2 separate regions of the Homo sapiens genome follow, and region 1 is linked to region 2. A link is a contact called in ENCODE Hi-C or POLR2A ChIA-PET data. All regions are on one chromosome and are shown on one strand. Each heading gives the region's core, a stretch centred on a gene start or an enhancer-like site at or near the end of the contact. The rest is flanking DNA. Distances are from core to core; before and after follow the strand shown. Region 1 holds the start of TMEM200B (transmembrane protein 200B). Region 2 holds the start of TRNAU1AP (tRNA selenocysteine 1 associated protein 1).

Region 1 (5,592 bases), core at 2,037-4,536, 570 kb before region 2:
GTCACCCAGGCTGGAGTGCAGTGGTACCATCTTGGCTAACTGCAACCTCCACCTCCTGGGTTCAAGTGATTCTCCCACCTCAGCCTCCTGAGTAGCTGGAATTACAGGAACCCACCACCGCGCCCAGCTAATTTTTTTTTTTTTTTTTTTTTTTTGAGACACAGTCTCGCTCTGTCGCCCAGGCTGGAGTGCAGTGGCACGATCTCAGCTCACTGCAAGCTCCGCCTCCCAGGTTCACGCCATTCTCCTGCCTCAGCCTCCCGAATAGCTGAGACTACAGGCGCCCACCACTGTACCCGGCTAATTTTTTGTATTTTTTAGTAGAGACGGGGTTTTACCGTGTTAGCCAGGATGGTCTCGATCTCCTGACCTCATGATCCGCCCACCTCAGCCTCCCAAAGTATTGGGATTACAGGTGTGAGCCACCGCACCCGGCTAATTTTTGTATTTTTAGTAGAGATGAGGTTTTACCATTTGGCCAGGCTGGTCTCGAACTCCTGACCTCAAGTCATCCTCCCATCTCGGCCTCCCAAAGTGCTGGGATTACAGGCATGAGCCACCAGGCCCAGCTTCTTTAAAAAAATTTTGAAACAGGATCTCACTCTGTCACCCAGGCTTTGCAATCATGGTTCACTATAGCCTCAAACTCCTGGGGTCAAGAGATCCTCCTGCCTCAGTCGCCCGAGTAGCTGGGACTATAGGCATGCGCCACAGTACCTGGCTAATTTTTAAATTTTTTTGTAGAGACAGGGTCTTGCTATGTTGCCCAGGCTGGTCTTGAACGCCTAGGCTCCAGTGATCCTCCCTCCTCAGCCTCTCAAAGTGCTGGGATTACAAGTGTGAGCCACCGCACCCGGCCACAGGTGAACTGTTATTTAACCTTCAAAACAACACTGTGGGGTAGGTATTATTTCTCCCTTTTTACAAATGAGGAGCCTGAGACAGAGAGGAGTCCTTTCTTTCTCCTGCTGTCTGGGCCAGGGCACCTGGCATGGAGATCAGGAAGGTATTCGGGCTGAAGGAGACACAGGCCTGCACACCCTCCTCTAATGGGGATGGCCAGCTGTGGGCAGACACTGTGCTGGGCACAGGGCTCCAGGGATGAGCAAGACAGACCTAGTCCTGCCCCCTCAGAGTCATGGCCAGTGGGGACACAGACAGGAAACAGACTCCACTCCCAGTGGGTTCAGTTTGCAGGTGCACAGGGAAGCTGCTGGTGTTGTGAGGGTGTACAACAGAGCAGGAGAGCGGGTACTGACCTGGTCTGGGGGCTGGGGGAAGGCCCAGGGTCTGAAGGATGTGTAGAAGGTGGCAAGGGCACGACCAGGGGGTAAGTGTTCCTGCCGGAAAGCAAGGACCAACCAAGCCCTGAGGGAGTGTAAGAGGCCCGGGGCCAGTTCGTGGAGACAAGAAGAGATTTCCAACTCGATTTGGGGAGTCACTGATGGTTTTAAGCAGGTAGTGGCAGGCTCAGATTCAGAGTGGAAACCCTTGCTGCCTGTCTGCAGCGCACTAGGACACGGGGAGGCAGGAGACCATGGGCTCCAGGAGGAGCCTGGACGCCGGAGCAGGACAGTGGCCATGGGAAAGGGAGAACGTGGCTGGCCCCAGATGAAAAGAGCAGGGCCCCCAAGGCTCTGTGAGTGGGATGAGAGGGGGAGAGGAAGGGGCCAAGGCTGACCCCGTGCTTGGGTGGACAAAGGGCCCTTCACAGAGCTGGAGGCAGGGGATGATCGAGGGGCCCAGGGAGTCAGACTAGAAGCCGGGCTTATTGGAGGAAGAGCAGTGGGCTGGGAGAGGCAGGCATGGAGTGGGATTGAGGGAGCCCAGGGGTGGGAGGGAGAGCTGGGAGGCGGAGGTGCGACCGCGGTGGGGTCAGTGTGCGGGGAGTGGACGAAGCGGAGGATTGATGGGGGCGGGGGTCCCAAGCAAAGATGCTGGAGGGAGGCCTCCGTGGAGCGGACCGAGACCTCAGGAGCCTCCAGTCGGACTGGGGAGGCAAGAAGGAGGCCCTGGCTTCGATCTCGCACACGGCCTCGCAGGGATGAAGCCCGGGAGCCGAGGCTCGGTCTTCCCCACTGTGGTCCCTCTGGTCCGCCCGTTACCTCACCGACCCCCCGAGGGGGCTTTTAAGAGCTGGAAGAGGGGGTCCCGGGGGGCACTGATGCACCCCCACTCTCCTCCGCCGACCCAGAGGGTGGGAGCTCAGGTTCAAGGCCTGGCCTGGCCGTGCGGCTCCGGGACCCGGCTCCGCCCCGCGTCGGGGGGTGGCCCCGGCCCCTGGCCCGCCCCTTCCTCGGGTCCCCTCCCTGTCCGCGGCGCGCAGCCGGGTCTCATTAGCGCCCCTCCCCCCGGCTGCGCGCCGGGGGTCTCCACGGCCGGGGGGAGGGGCGGGCCTTAATCAATCCTAGGCCGGAAATTCCTCCCGGGGGGCCCGGCCTGACCGCTGAGCCTGGAAATCGGTCGCCGCCTCCCCCGAACCCGCCCCCCGCATCATGGAAACTGGGCCGACCGCCGGCCGCCCTGGCTCCCCCGCTCTGCATTCCTGCCTCCAGGGGCGGGAGGGCGCGAAGGCCGGGCCGCCCCCTTCGGGCTCGCCGGCGGGGTCGCAGCTCTCAGCACCCTCCCCGTTATTGGGAACAAGCCCGCTCCCCCACTGGCGAAGGGGCGCCTGTTCTTAGGAGTACCCGGCGGCACATCCGCACCCCGTCCGGTCCTTTCAGCTACAAGGCCCGCCCCTCCCCGGGCGCTGCTTTCGCTGAGGGCTTTGCGGAGTCGCCCCGGGCTGGCCCTTGGCGTCTGGCTCTTGCCTCTCGGCATCTTGCGAGGCTGAAGCCTTGGTGCCCATTGCACAGATGAAGTCCGCGAGGTTCAGCGACAGCAAGGGCTGCGGGACCGGGGCAGAGCAGGGACTCGGGCCGCCTCCTCCTGGAAGCTCCCCGGGCGCCTGGGATGAGGGGCTCTGGGAAGCGGGGAAGGACGTGCGGGTGTCGGGGCTCCTGGGTCCCGGGTCTCAGTTTCCCCATGTAGGAAGGGGTCGCCTTTGTGGGCCTTTGCGACCGATGTAAGCTGGGGGTGGGAGAGTGGGGATGGCAGAACTCGGGCCACGGGTGCCCGGAGTCACCAGGCGCGCACAGGGCGCCTACCTGCGATCCTTTGACCTGAGCTGCCGCCTTTCAGCGGCGGTGGGGCCGGGCCCGGCGCGGGTCGGACGGTCCCGGGGGCTGGAGGCGGGGCCGGGGCGGGGCTGGGGCCGGGCCGTGGAGACCCGGGCGGCTCTGGAGCCTCCGCGCGCGGACTGGGACCCGGACCCGCGCGGCGCTGCGGCGCCAGGTGAGCCGAGCTGGGGTCCAGGGGTCCGCACTCCACTTTTCCCAACTTTTCGTTTGGTCCCTCCCTCCCTCCCTCCCTCCCTCGGTCAGGGCCCCTGGGGGCGGGAGCGCGGCCCTCCCGTTCCCCCAGGCGGGAGTGTGGACGCGGGCGGTGGCGGGACCCTGGAGTCCTGGGGACTCGGCCCCAGCATCTTCTGTCGGGCTGTGCGCTGTGTCCCCAAGTTTCCGCCTCCCTGGTGTCCCCAGCGTCGGCCCACTACCTCCACGGCTCGGGGTCTCTGAGCGTGTCCCCATGTCCCCACTCTGCTTGTTTTCGCTTCCCTCGCGGCAGCGACGCGCGGGGCTCCGGGTGACCTTGCTGGAGCCGGGGCTGAGAGCGCCAGTTCTGGCTTGAAGCGATGATCGCTCCTCCGGTTGCGGGCTGGGGAAAGGGCTGCAAACTCAGGGACAAGGAGGGGATGGGCCTCGCTTCCTCCTGGATACTCCCGTGGCTGTCCTGAGAGGGGTCTAGGGCTGGGGCCCCGGAGCCCGGCGTCGGACCTGGCAGAGCCCCCGCCTAGTGCGGGGTCGGGCAGTCTCCCCGGCCTCCCTGGGCCGTAGTTGCAATCTGTGAAACCAGGCTTTGGACGCGGGAGAGTGGCGGCTCCCTGCTAGGCCCGGGCCTTGAGCGCTCCAGTCGGAGGCAGGGATGGGTGTCCTGCTTTGAGGTTTGGGGTGCAGATGGGGCGTGGGTCGGGGAGCAAGGCCGCCTCCCCGAGGTTTCGGCTGCGGGCTCCAGCGCGGTGGTTCTTTAGGAAGCGGACGCGAGCAGTGAGGACGACCCTGGACAGCTAGGCCCTGAGCCTCCTCTCCTGCGGCCTGGGGCGCCTGGGCGGGGGCCGCGTCTTCTCCCTCGCCCTCCCTTTCGTGGGGGCCACACCGCACGCAGCTCGGCTACTCCTGCTGGGCCCGGGATCCAGGCCACAGGCCGCAGGCAGGGCGCGGCCAGCAATCGGGAGGGCTTAAGCTGTGCGGCCCGGATCCCGAGGCGCAGGGGCGGTGCTGCTCTGACCGGGCCACGGGCCACGGAGGCCTCGGGCGGAGGAGGCGGGAAAGGAGGCCAGGCGGCGGGAAAGGGGGATGATTCATCCGGAGGAGCCCGAATTGGAAACGTCGCAACCTGGGAACAGCCTTGCCCGGGCCGACGGGGGAGCCGGGAGGGCATCCGTCCGGCGGGGCCCAGCGCCCGGCACCGGCACCCCCGCCTGCTGCCGTGGCCCCAGCACGACCGCTGGGGGAGGGAGAGGCCTCTCATGCGTGGACTTGATGGAAATCTTGGGCGAAGTCGGCGCCGCCTCTCCTCCTCTGCCTGGCTGGTCTTGATCCGAGCGGTCTTCCCGGTGTCTAGCTCAAGTCGCTCCTGCTGCAGCTTCGCTGCGGGCGGAGGAGGTCTGGAAGGAGGGGGCGGGCAGGGAGAGGCTGGAGCCGGTGACGCCCCCTCCTCCCGCGCTGCGGTATGTAAAGCACAGTAGGGGGGAGGTGGGGCCCGGCGAGCGACCCCTGCGGACCTGGGAGGCCCGAGCGCCCCCGCCCCATTTGCTACGGTGCAGCCACGTGCGGGGGTGGGGTCGAGCCCGGGAGGTACTTACCCTGGAGACGCGGCAGCTGGGGGCCGCACGTTTCCCGAGGCCCAAGACCCGCGGGCTTGCGGACCGGACGCAGGCGGCAGATTTGCAGCCCGGGATGCGCCAGGGAACAGCCTGCGCCCCCCTCCCTCCTCTCCGCCCGCTGGCCGGGCCAACTCCGGCTTCTGCCGCGCGTGCCTGGCTCGGAGCTCCGCTGCGGAAAACCCGAGCGCGGGCGGCTCCCCGCCTCGCCGCCCGGGAAAATCCGGGGGTGGCCGCCAGGGATCTCCAAGCGGCCTGGGCTGGGCGGCCGGAGCTTCCCTCCCGGATTTGCGCCCCGAACCTGGCGCCCTGAAGCTAGAGGCCCGTCGGTCCAGTCCTTGCCTCCCATCTTCTCTCCGCAGAGCGCCCAGACGACGGCGAGATGACGGCCGGGAGCCCCGAAGAATGCGGGGAGGTGCGGAGGAGCCCCGAGGGCCGCGTCTCTCGCTTGGGCCGCCGCCTGGGCCGCCGCCGGCGCCCGCGCTCCCCGCCCGAGCCTCTGCGGGTGCGGGCGCGGCTGCGGCTGCGCTCGCCGTCGGGGGCGTTCGCGGCGCTGGGGGCGCTCGTGGTACTGGTGGGTATGGGCATTGCAGTGGCCGGCTACTGGCCGCACC
Region 2 (5,478 bases), core at 1,388-3,887:
AATGGGGTTCTGAATACACAAAGTATCTTTCAAATGTCTCATCTCTATTTTTAAACCATTTGATGTTTTAGCAAGCCACATGTAGTAGAGTACCGAGAAAAGAGTGGCTGCTTGGAGAATGGCGTGAACCCAGGAGGCGGAGCTTTCAGTGAGCCAAGATCGCGCCACTGCACTCCAACCTGGGTAGTGACAGAGCGAGACTCCGTCTCAAAAAAAAAAAAAAAAGGAAAAGAGTAGCTGCTTGATAAACACTGACAAATTGATAATTCCCTAAGGAAAACTAAGACCTCAAAGAGAAAGAAGAACATGGAGGCAATAGAGAACCTCTATCTGAAAATACGCATTTGGTTATGTTTACTTATTTATTGTCTCATTCCCCACTAGAATGTAGTAAACTCCATGAGCAGGGGCTATATCTGGATTATTTCAGCCAGGAATGTATAACAGTAGAACACAGTAGTATCTCCACAGATAATTTTTTTTTTTTTTTTGAGATGGAGTTTCGCTCTTATTGCCCAGGCTGGAGTGCAATGGCGCGATCTCGGCTCACTACAACCTCTGCCTCCCAAGTTCAAGCGATTCTCCTGCCTCAGCCTCCCAGGTAGCTGGGATTACAGGCATGCACCACCACGCCTGGCTAATTTTTGGTAGAGACAGGGTTTCTCCATGTTGGTCAGGCTGGTCTCCAACTCCTGACCTCAGGTGATCCACCCTTCTCGCCTCCCGAAGTGCTGGGATTACAGGCATGAGGCACCGCACCCATCCTCCACAATTTTTTAAATGAATGGCATAAGAGTTAAGGGCCCTCATGAGCTTTCAGGATAGACTCGAATTCAAGTCCTGACTTGTTATTTATTATAACTCTTTTTTTTTTTTTTTGAGACAGAGTCTCAGCTGTCGCCCAGGCTGGAGTGGAGTGGAGCGATCTCGGCTCACTGCAAGCTCCGCCTCCTGGGTTCACGCCATTCTCCTGCCTCAGCCCCCCAAGTAGCTGAGACTACAAGTGCCCGCCACCATGCCCAGCTAATTTTTTTTGTATTTTTAGTAGAGATGGGGTTTCACCGTGTTAGCCAGGATGGTCTCAATCTCCTGACCTCGTGATCCGGCCTGCCTCGGCCTCCCAAAGTGCTAGGATTACAGGCGAGAGCCACTGCGCCCGGCTATTTATTGTAACTCTTCAAGTTATTAAGCCTCTTCATAATAGTATTTACCTACCTCAGAAGTTTCTGAGGTTTTAAGGAGATAATGGATGTAAACTGCTTATTACTCAGCAGATCGTAATCTGACTATACTTACTGAGCATATGCTATATGCCATACACTGTCCTAATGATGAATGTGAATTAACTCATTTAATCCTCACCATAACTCTAGGAGGTAGGTGCTGTTATTTCCATTTTTATACTCAAAGTGAATGAGACAGAGCAGTTAAGTAACTTACCCAAGGTCATAGAGTAGAAATAGCTTTCAAACCCAGTCTCGCTTGAGTCCTGCGTTTTTTGTTTTTTTGTTTTTTTTTTTTTTGAGACATTGTTTTGCTCTTGTTGTCCAAGCTGAAGTACAGTGGCACGATCTCAGCTCACTGCAACCTTCGCCTCCCGGGTTCAAGTGATTCTCATGCCTCAGCCTCCGGAGTAGCTGGGGTTACAGGTGCCTGCCACCACACCCGGCTAATTTTTGTATTTTTAGTAGAGACGGGGTTTCACCATGTTGGCCAGGCTGGTCTCAAACTCCTGACCTCAGGTGATCCACCCACCTCAGCCTCCCAAAGTGCTGGGATTACAGGTGTGAGTCACAACGCCTGGCAAGTCCTACCCTTAAGCTACATGCCATCCTTCCACTCATTGGGACCTCAAAATGTTAGCTGTTATAATTTTACAGTGACTATTACTAGGGGTAGTGAGAAGCCATGACTACGATGTTTACATTCTCGTACATGACAGCTGCAACGAGATGTATTAAGAGAGACCTGAGATGAGACTTACCCAGTGAGGCGGTTTCGGATAATTTTGACGCTCATTACGGTCTCCCCCATGGTGGCAAAGGCTCTGGAGATGAAGTTCTCATCCATGTAGGGTTCCAGCTGCGTAAAAACAAGAGCACAGCGGCTCAGGCCGGCGGCCGGGCTTCCCACTCCGGGTTCCAGAGCCCCTCCCGTTCAGCCCAGGGCTGGCTACGCGCCGCTGGGGGAGCGAGGGGCGAGGTTCGCCTCCACTGAGCGGCCTGAAACCCCAGCTCTTTTGGTTCAAGCTTGCCCCGCTTTAGGGAGCCTCCCCTTGGACCTAGAAACCCCACTCCTCCGGTCCCAGAACAGCGCGCCTCAGTCCTTGGATTGCTCCCATTCTATGTCCCCAAAGCACCACCTTTCCCTCCCACGAACCCAGGTGGGGCCCCAGGACCCCTAGCCTCACGGACTCAGCCTCTTCACTTAGATGCTGGAACCCGCTTCTGTGTCACCAAAAAGAACCCCCGTCACACGTCTCCCCTTTCTGGGATCCCAAGTCCCCTCCCACTCAGATCCTTCCTCTCTCGCGAAACCGAGATGCTTCCTTGTCTTCAGACCCCGGACGGCTGCCCTCACTCACGTCGCCCATCCACAGGCTGGCCGCCATACCCGCGCACCGGGGTGGGGCTTTGCGGGCGGGGCTCTGCGGGCGGGGCTCGAAGGCCCGCGCGGGCGCCAATCCTGGCTGCGGAGACCGCTACAGAGCATGCGCCTCCGACGGCTTCTGCGCAGGCTCCCGAGCGCAGCGGCCCGGGTCGGGCAGTGTGTTCAGCTCCGGGTTTTTCCTGCAACCCACTGGGCGCTAGGCTTCCGGATCGCGGTGGGCGGAGTTCAGGCTGGAATGGGGCGGGCCAGATACCACCTGGCCCAGGCGGCTGGGTTACTTGGGTTTATTTCTGACTTTATATATTTAGAAAACAAACAAAACTACACACACACACTCGTCTGACTTTATATAGAAAACAAAACCACACACACACAGACACATATAATTACAACATTAATATATGCTCGTTAGGGCTGGGCACGGTGGCTCACGCCTGTAATCCCAGCACTTGAGGAGGCCGAGGCGGGCGGATCACGAGGTGAAGAAATCGAGACCATCCTCGCCAACAGGGGGAAACCCCCTCTCTACTAAAAGTACGAAAATTAGCGGGCGTGGTGGCGAGCGCTGGTAGTCGCAGCTACTCGGGAGACTGAGGCAGGAGAATCGCTTAAACCCAGGGGGCAGAAGTTGCAGTGAGCCGAGATAGCGCCATTGCACCGCAGCCTGGTGACAGAGCAAGACTCCATATATATACATACACACACACACACACATACACATATATATACACATATATACACATATACACACATAATACACATATACACATATATACACACATACACATATATATACATATATACACACACACACACACATATATATGTATGCTCGTTACTTGGGTTAATTTCTGACTTTACATATTTAGAAAACAAACAAGGCCGGGCGCGGTGGCTCACGCCTGTAATCCCAACACTTTGGGAGGCCGAGGTGGGCAGATCACGAGGTCAGGAGATCGAGACCATCCTGGCCAACATGGTGAAACCCCGTCTCTACTAAAAATACAGAAATTAGCCGGGTATGATGGTGTGCACTTGTAGTCCCAGCTACTCAGGTGGCTGAGACAGGATAATCACTTGAACCCGGGAGGCAGAGGCTGCAGTGAGCCGAGATCGCGCCACTGCACTCCAGCCTGGGCGACAGAGTGAGACTCTGTCTCAAATTAAAAAAAAAACAAAAAACAAAAAACATACACACGTACACACACACACAAACACACACATAATTACAACATTAATATATGCTCGTTGTAAAAAACTGCAGATACAAGTGCATCCAAAAAAGTGAAAATATCCCTCCGGACAACCCGGTTCCACTACCTCCCTATTGTTACCAGGGGTTCTTAGGCTCTCAATCCAACAGAAATTAACATGAGGCCAAAAAAGTTTTCCCAGACAAGTCTTCATTGGAGCTTATGCCTGGGTATAAGGGAGGCAGCACAAGAGAGCGAGAATTCCCTGACTCTCCGAAAAGAGCTGGTTGAGATGTTTTATTGGGCAAAGCACGGAAAGTGATATCAAGTGTAGGGTTTACAGGCTGGGCAGGACAAAGCTCATGAGGGTGGGGTATGAAGGTCAGCATATCCTGTTGTAATGATTATCTTTTTTTTTTTTTTTGAGACGGAGTCTTCCTTTGTCGCCCAGGCTGGAGTGCAATGGCACAATCTCGGCTCAGAATAGCTAGAATCTAGCCTCCTGGGTTCTAGCTATTCTCCTGCTTCACCTCCTGAGTAGCTGGGATTACAGGCGCCCACCACCAGGCACAGCTAATTTTTGTATTTTCAGTAGAGACGGGGTTTCACCATGTTGGTCAGGCTGGTCTCGAACTCCTGACCTGAGGTGATCCACCCACCTCGGCCTCCCAAAGTGCTGGGATTACAGGCGTGAGCCACCCATCGCGCCCAGCCAATGATTATCTTTAGTACTGGGCTACCTGGTAGTTTGGCTGTCAGCAACAAGGCTGTAAATGAAGTTTTCAGCATTTCTTCCTGAGATGAGACATTCCACAACCTTGGTTGGATAATTTGGATCTCCTAAGGCCAGATCCTAGAATTATTTTTATTTTATTTATTTATTTATTTATTCAGTTGGTCAGTCATTCTGAGAGAGGGTCTCTCTCTGTCGCCCAGGCTGGAGCGCATTGGCACAATCTTGGCTTATTGCAGCCTCAAACTCCCGGACTCAAGTGATCCTCCTGCCTCAGCCTCCAGAGTAGCTGGCACTACAGGTGTGCACCCCCACAGCTGGCTAATTTTTTTTTTTTTGCAGAGAGGAGAGCTCACTATGTTGGCCAAGCTCATTTTGGACTCCTAGGCTCAAGCGATCCTCCTGCCTTGGCCTCCCAAAGTGCTGGGATTATAGGTGTGAGCCACAGCGCCCAGCCTCTTTTTTCTTTTCTTTCTTTTTTTTTTTTTTTTTTTTTTTTTGTTTGAGACGGATTACAGCCACCTGCCACCATGCCTGGCTAGTTTTTTTTTTTTTTTTTTTTTTTTTTTATTTTTAGAAGAGGCAGGGTTTCACTATGTTGGCCAGGCTGGTCTAGAACTCCTGACCTCATGATCCCCCCACTGTGGCCTCCCAAAGTGCTGGGATTACAGGCGTGAGCCACCACGCCTGGCTTCTTTTTTCTGCTTTCTTTTTTTTTTGTAGATCCTGGAATTCTTTAATTAAAGGGCATGGTTACACATTATAAGAGCACAAAAGAACAATATATAATGGCTATTTTTCTTTATATGACTAAAGCCTCAGAGTTAGTGGGTATGGTGGTGTGGGTTTTTGTTTTTTCTTTTGAGACAGAGTCTCGCTCTCGCCCTGGCTGGAGTGCAGTGGTGTGATCTCAGCTCACTGCAAGCTCCGCCTCCCAGGTTC

What was found. Hi-C counts contacts between places; a loop is a spot of excess contacts on that map. ChIA-PET counts read pairs that join two places held with the same protein, here RNA polymerase II (POLR2A). Pooled maps may share reads with other maps.
Region 1: a loop to region 2 is called in a pooled map, with 4 times the contacts of the local background. The contact joins the promoter of TMEM200B here to the promoter of TRNAU1AP in region 2. A Hi-C loop is called at or near these places in 9 of 50 pooled maps. POLR2A ChIA-PET finds 5 or more read pairs at or near these places in 2 of 52 experiments (A673 and activated CD4-positive, alpha-beta T cell).

What each region holds. Positions count from the first base shown.
Region 1 is chr1:29,121,597-29,127,188 of GRCh38, reverse strand. TMEM200B (transmembrane protein 200B) reads left to right here and starts at 3,286. Exons shown (of 2, transcript NM_001003682.4): 1 at 3,286-3,333; 2 at 5,341-5,592. The coding sequence starts at 5,361. RefSeq lists enhancers at 1,293-2,152, 2,153-3,012, 3,013-3,872 and a silencer at 5,552-5,592.
Region 2 is chr1:28,550,244-28,555,721 of GRCh38, reverse strand. It overlaps TRNAU1AP (tRNA selenocysteine 1 associated protein 1), which reads right to left and starts at 2,637. Exons shown (of 9, transcript NM_017846.5): 1 at 2,585-2,637; 2 at 1,985-2,082. The coding sequence starts at 2,611. RefSeq lists silencers at 1,331-1,625, 2,558-2,697 and enhancers at 2,848-2,907, 2,631-2,925.